2 separate regions of the Homo sapiens genome follow, and region 2 is linked to region 1. Evidence: chromatin loops called from intact Hi-C (ENCODE). Cell type or tissue: heart left ventricle. All regions are shown on one strand. Links, peaks and the distances in the headings refer to the core of each region. The heading gives the core; the rest is flanking DNA. Region 1 overlaps IVD (isovaleryl-CoA dehydrogenase). Region 2 overlaps BUB1B-PAK6 (BUB1B-PAK6 readthrough).

Region 1 (2,909 bases), core at 399-2,898:
AACTATCCTTAAAAGTGCTTACAATTAAATCAATAAGTAAGCATGTCACTTAGAGGTATGAAGTGAATTATCAAAAGAAGCCCCTTAAAGATTCAAAAGTGGTTTTGTCCTGGGAGTGGGAATGGGGATAGGAGGGACAGGGGACTTTTATTTTTTTAAATAAGCTTTTAAAAACTGTAGTATTTTTTAAAACAGTGAACATAAAGCATATACAAAAATTTAAGGGCTGGGCACACTGGCTCAACGCCTATAATCCCAACACTTTGGAAAGTGGAGGCAGGAGGATCGCTTGAGCCCAGCAGTTGAGCCCAGCCTGGACAACATGGTGAAAGCCCGGCTCTACAAAAAATACAAAAATTAGTCTGGCATGGTGGTGCACACCTCTAGTTCCAGCTACTGGGGGGCTGGGGGTGGGTGGCAAGGGGGAGGACTGAGGCCAGAGGATCCTTGAGCCAGGGAGGTCGAGGCTGCAGTAAGCTGAGATCACGCCACTGCACTGGGTGACAGAGTGAGATCCTGTCTCAAAAATAAATAAATAAACAAACAAATAAAAATCCTGGCCTAGCTGGGCGTGGTGGCTCATGCCTGTAATCCCAGCACTTTGGGAGGCTGAGGCCGGTGGATCAATTGAGGCCAGGGCTTTGAGACCAGCCTGGCCAACATGGTGAAACCCCGTCTCTACTAAAAATACAAAAATTAGCCAGGCATGGTGGCACATGCCTGTAATCCCAGCTATTTGGGAGGCTAAGGCACGAGAATCGCTTGAACCCTAGATGTGGAGGTTGCAGTGAGCTGGGATCGCGCCACTGCACTCCAGCCTAGATGACAAAGTGAGACTCCGTCTTAAAAAAAAAAAAAAAAAAAAAAAAAAAAAAAAGTCGGCCGGGCGCGGTGGCTCACGCCTGTAATCCCAGCACTTTGGGAGGCCGAGGTGGGTAGATCATGAGGTCGGGAGATCGAGACCATCCTGGCTAACACGGCGAAACCCCGTCTCTACTAAAAATACAAAAAATTAGCCGGGCATGGTGGCGGGCGCTTGTAGTCCCAGCTACTCGGGAGGCTGAGGCAGGAGAATGGCGTGAACCTGGGAGGCGGAGCTTGCAGTGAGCCAAGATTGCGCCACTGCACTCCAGCTTGGGCGACAGAGCGAGACTCCGTCTCAAAAAAAAAAAGCCTTTTATGAAATGATGGTAATAGAGGATAGGCTTCCCCCAACCCCTCTTCCCTTTCATGTCCTTATTGGCTAAAACAAAACGTCGTTGAGTCCTGAAATCCCAAACTGGGGGCCTTGAACCCCAGGCAAAGGCCATATAGGCTGGCTCCGCGCGTTTGCAACCCAACCCCGCGGGCAGCCGGCAGGGGTCAGGCGAGCTCCATGCGACACTCGAGCTGCGTCTGGCAAGCCAGTGCTGCGCTCGAAGAAGCGCGCTGCCTCGAGGGAGAGGGTCAGAGGAAGGACTCTGGACCTGCCCTAGGCTGGGGGTCGCGACAGATGGCCACCTGGGTCTTAGGTCCCAGCTCCCACCCGGCAGGCAGGGACTGGGAACCTCTCTCCAGACCGCGCGGTGTGTTGACACCAGGTCTAGTCCCATTCCACCGAGGGCAACTCACCTTACCGGTCTTCTGAAAGGGGGCCCTGCGCGAAACCTTGCCTCCTGCACTCGGTTGTGCAAAGATCAAGGATCTCAGACTTGAGAGGGTTACATGGGCAAGGGATTGTTATCACTAGATTATATGGATTTAGAATTAGGACTTAGGCTCCTGGGGAAGCCTGCTTTAGGACTCAGATGGTGGTTGTAGAAGATTGCCTTGCAGACTCACCCTTGGGGATGTGATTAGGTCTGGGGCAGGATCCAGGAACCTGCATTTATTCTAGGTTGCCAAATTTTGATAAGGGGTGTGCTCAGACCACGCTTAAAAAACATCCCAAGGTTCTGTTGCCCTCCCACAGGGCAGGCAGCATCAACAGCAGCGAGCTGCCCTGATAGTGTGACCTGCCTAAAATTGGAGTGGAGTAAGAGCCAGCCGCAGGAAGGAGCAGTGCTGGCAGCTGGTGCTGCAGATTTGCCCAATGCATGTAGGCAACCAAACACGCCCACAAGAACCAAAGTAGACGTGCCCCTTGTTCTTCCATTTACCACTCAGGCTGCATGGTTCATTTTGTTTTTTTTGCTTTTAATTTTAAAACATTTATTTTGCTTCACATATAGAACCAGGAAAGAAATCACCTCCCCAAGTCGACAGGGCTTAGACAGACTGGATGAAGCGCCCCATTTTGCCACATTGTCTCCAGGCTGGTCTCTCCAGCCACACATTAAGCCAGCAAGATGGCCCTTTTAGTCACATTCATCTCCAACATAGCAGGGAGCAAGACAAGGAAGTGAAAGGGACTGCCTATGAGCCCAGGATCTTGCCCTCAGGATGGGACGGAACTGGGGTTGGTGAGGAGCCAACCCCACCTGTCTCAAGCCTCAGGCTAGGAACAGCACTTGGCTGCAGGCCAGGACCAAGAGCCAGGATAGGTGCTGCTGGGCTGAGAACCAAGAAAACCAGTTCCCTCTTTTTGGAACTCGGAAGGGGTGGAACAACCCAGACCCATTCCCTTCTCAGATCACACTCTATCCAGACTGCTGTACAGTGCGGCCCAAAGCTGGAATTCTCAGAACACCCCCATTTTTGCCATGAGCAGATCTGGATTCTAGTTCGTTTTGACCTTGAGAAAGTCAAATTGTGTTGATCTTTTTAAAAACAAAGGGGCGGTTTTCAGAAATCTATAAGCTTCCTTCTGGCTGTAAGAACTTAGCACTCTGGGCTCCCTGCTTCCTTTAAAACTCACTGGGAGATCTGGGAAAGGGAGGCTGAGACCTCTCTCCTAAGGGCTGATTTTACCTTCCTGTCCCTCATGAAAG
Region 2 (2,909 bases), core at 95-2,594, 200 kb after region 1:
TTGAATTCCATATCAACCTTGCTTTCATGTTTAGATAATAAAGCTTTCCAAAGTCCCAGTTTTTTAAAAAACGAACACTTAACAAGGCTTAGTTTTTACAACATAGAGGAGGGAAAAGATGGCAAAAACATGGCCTATAATTTCTTAGCCTAGATTAACCCAGTACATTTTTTAAAAAAGCAATTCATGTACATGGTCAGAAAATTCAAAATGCTTATAAATGTACAAATTGAAAAGTAAGAGCCTTCATTCTTTCCTCTCTCCACTCCCATACACTCTCCCCACCAAAGGCAATCACTTTTTCCCCACGGCTTTTTTCCCTACATAGGCTGAAAATGTCTGCCTATCTCTCAGGTTCTGCCATCTACAAGGGCTCATGGCAAATTGGAAGGGCGTTCCCTGCCAATGGTGAGGCACCCTGAAGCCTACAGAGATGGCTTGCCAGCGCCTCTGCACTAGTGCAAGCACTACCTTCCTGGGGTCTGTCACGTGGATTATCCCTCTGGGGACTGTCGAGTCTTGGAAGCAGACAGGACAAGTGTTAGAAACAGTGCTTTCTCTGAGCTCCTGTGTCAATGCTTTTGTGAGATAAATTCTTAGGAAAATTTCTCAGCTAAAGGGAATATTTAAGTGACTTTTGCCAAATCAACTTCTAATAATGTACCAATCTGCATCCCAATTAATAATATATGAATGCCTGTTTCTTATCATCCTTACAAATACAATTTTCAACCATTTAGAGTGTATGACAATTTCTCATTTATTTTGCATTTTATTTAATTAGGAATGAACATCTCATGTATATGAGCCATTAAAATGTTTTAGTGGATTGTTCATGTCCTTTGTTTCTTTTATCAATTTTTTATTTTTAAGAGTTTTTTGTACTTTAGGTAAAACAGTTTTATTCATTCAGGCACTGTTCTAGACAGTGCAGTCAAACAGGAAACAAAGAAAATCCCCACCCTTAAGGAGTTTAAATTCTAGTAGAGAGATAAAGAAAAAAAAGTGTATGTATACACGCACACACACAACACAGACACACGCACGAGGCGGTGACAGGTGCAATAGAAAAATAAAGGAGGGTAAAAAGGGATAGAAAGTGATAGCAGTGTGTGTGGGATGGGATGCTATTCTGTGCAGTGTACAGAATGGTCAGGGACAGCCTCTCTGATAGAGTGGAGATTGGAGAAGACACCTACCTGAAAGGAAGAAAGGGAGTAATTTACATGAAGATCAAGGAAAACAAGGCCAAAAAACAACTGGCCTTAAAAGCCAAAAGGCTTTAAAGAGAGGGAGAGGGAAATTAGTTGGCACATTTGAGAAGCAACAAGGAGGCCGCCTACAGCAGTGTGGGTGAGGAAGAGGGGAGTCCGGGAGGAGGTCAGAGAGAGTGGGGTCAGATAGGGTGGGGTCTTATAGGCCATGGTAAAGTCTTTGGAGGGTTCTGATTTGGCTGGAGGTGGGTAGGAACAACAGAGTCATGAGACCAGATGAAAGTGGATGCAAGCCTGGACAACACAGCAAGACTTTGTCTCTACTAAAGATTAAAAAAATTAGCCAGGTGTGGTGGCGTGCACCGAGACTCCCAGCTACTTGGGAGGCCTGAAACCAGGAGTTGATCTTCTTACCACTGCATTGCAGCCTGGGCGACAAAGCAAGATCCCTGAGTCGAGGCAAAAAAAGATGTAAATATTTGTTGCCAGTAAATGTTCCTAGTTTGAATTTATGGTTTTAATTTTTTTGGAGGGGAGGATAGGTATCCATCCTATATTTAATTTTTTATCTACTATAGTAATAGCAATCTTCTGGTTTATATCTTGCTTTTATGTCACACAGGCAAAAGATTGCAAAACCATCTATTACATTGTATTTTGATTAAAATTTCTGATTTCTCCAAAATTATTTTGGGGATAAGCAGTGAAACAGGCAAGATCAATGCATAAGACTGCACAATGTATTTGCTGCACAAGGGTACCAGGCTGAGGGGGTAAGTGGGGACTGAAATTCAGTCAAGGTATGGTGCATTGGGAGGTACTGAATCCACTAAAGGAAGGGGCCTTTTCTAATTTGCACGAAGGTGCTATATGAACTAGTAGTGTCAATGGAGATAGAGTTCAAGCTTTAATCCATTGTGGGTTGTTTTTTCTTTTTTTTTTTTTTTTTGAGACAGAGTTTCACTCTTGTTGCCCAGGTTGGAGTACAATGGCATGATCTTGGCTAACTGCAACCTCCACCTCCTGGGTTCAAGCGATTCTCCTGCCTCAGCCTCCCAAGTAGCTGGGATTATAGGCATGCACCACCACGCATGGCTAATTTTGTATTTTTAGAAGAGACGGGGTTTCACTATGTTGGCCAGGCTGGTCACGAACTCCTGACTCAGGTAATCCACCCGCCTCAGCCTCCCAAAGTGTTGGGATTACAGGTGCGAGCCACCACACCCAGCCTAATCCATTGTTTTAACACCAGTTATTAAATAATCTTTTCACATACTGACTTAAAATGCCATCTTTGTCCTATTAAATATTCATAGCTTCTTATGTCTCTGGTAGAACCAAGGACCCCGTTAAGGTAGAAGTTTGCCATATTACAAAAAAAATTTTTTTAAATGCATTCTCCTCACTAGGGAAACCTTTATTTTAGGAGCCAAATTAGAAGCTAATTTTGGCACATTAGAAAGAACTGGTGCAGTTGGAAGAATTCCTCATTTTCAGATGCAATTTCTTTGCTGTCTTTGCTTAAAGGCTTCAGCTTAAAGACACCAATGAGTTATTTCAAAGAACCTTGTGCTCACCTTCTGAAAGGCTTTCTTATCTACCTTGAGATAATAGCTCAACCAACAGTCTGAAGTCTTACTGCTCCAGGAAAATCTTTATTTCCAGGTTTAGGTTTGGCATCAGTTAGAGCACTCT

What was found. A loop is a pair of places that touch in the nucleus more often than their neighbours do. Peaks named below come from ENCODE experiments on the same cell type or tissue, not always from the same donor. Only the 100,000 strongest peaks of a DNase experiment are listed, where the experiment ranks them.
Region 2: it touches region 1 in a loop (2.5-fold over the local background); 20 of 110 quality-filtered maps call a loop at or near these places.

The regions. Positions count from the first base shown.
Region 1 is chr15:40,420,554-40,423,462 of GRCh38, reverse strand. IVD (isovaleryl-CoA dehydrogenase) reads right to left here. Exons shown (of 12, transcript NM_002225.5): 12 at 2,155-2,909. Among named protein-coding and RNA genes, the nearest start is that of IVD, 16 kb to the right of the region's middle. In heart left ventricle, for the core only: a CTCF peak has its summit at 1,355 (motif pointing right); a DNase peak (open chromatin) is centred at 1,382; H3K27ac peaks cover 1,209 bases.
Region 2 is chr15:40,223,366-40,226,274 of GRCh38, reverse strand. All of the region lies in intron 1 of BUB1B-PAK6 (BUB1B-PAK6 readthrough), which reads right to left. The region is part of intron 1 of LOC107984763 (a long non-coding RNA gene); the gene reads left to right. Among named protein-coding and RNA genes, the nearest start is that of BUB1B-PAK6, 7.4 kb to the right of the region's middle. In heart left ventricle, for the core only: no CTCF peak of the experiment used is centred there; no DNase peak of the experiment used is centred there.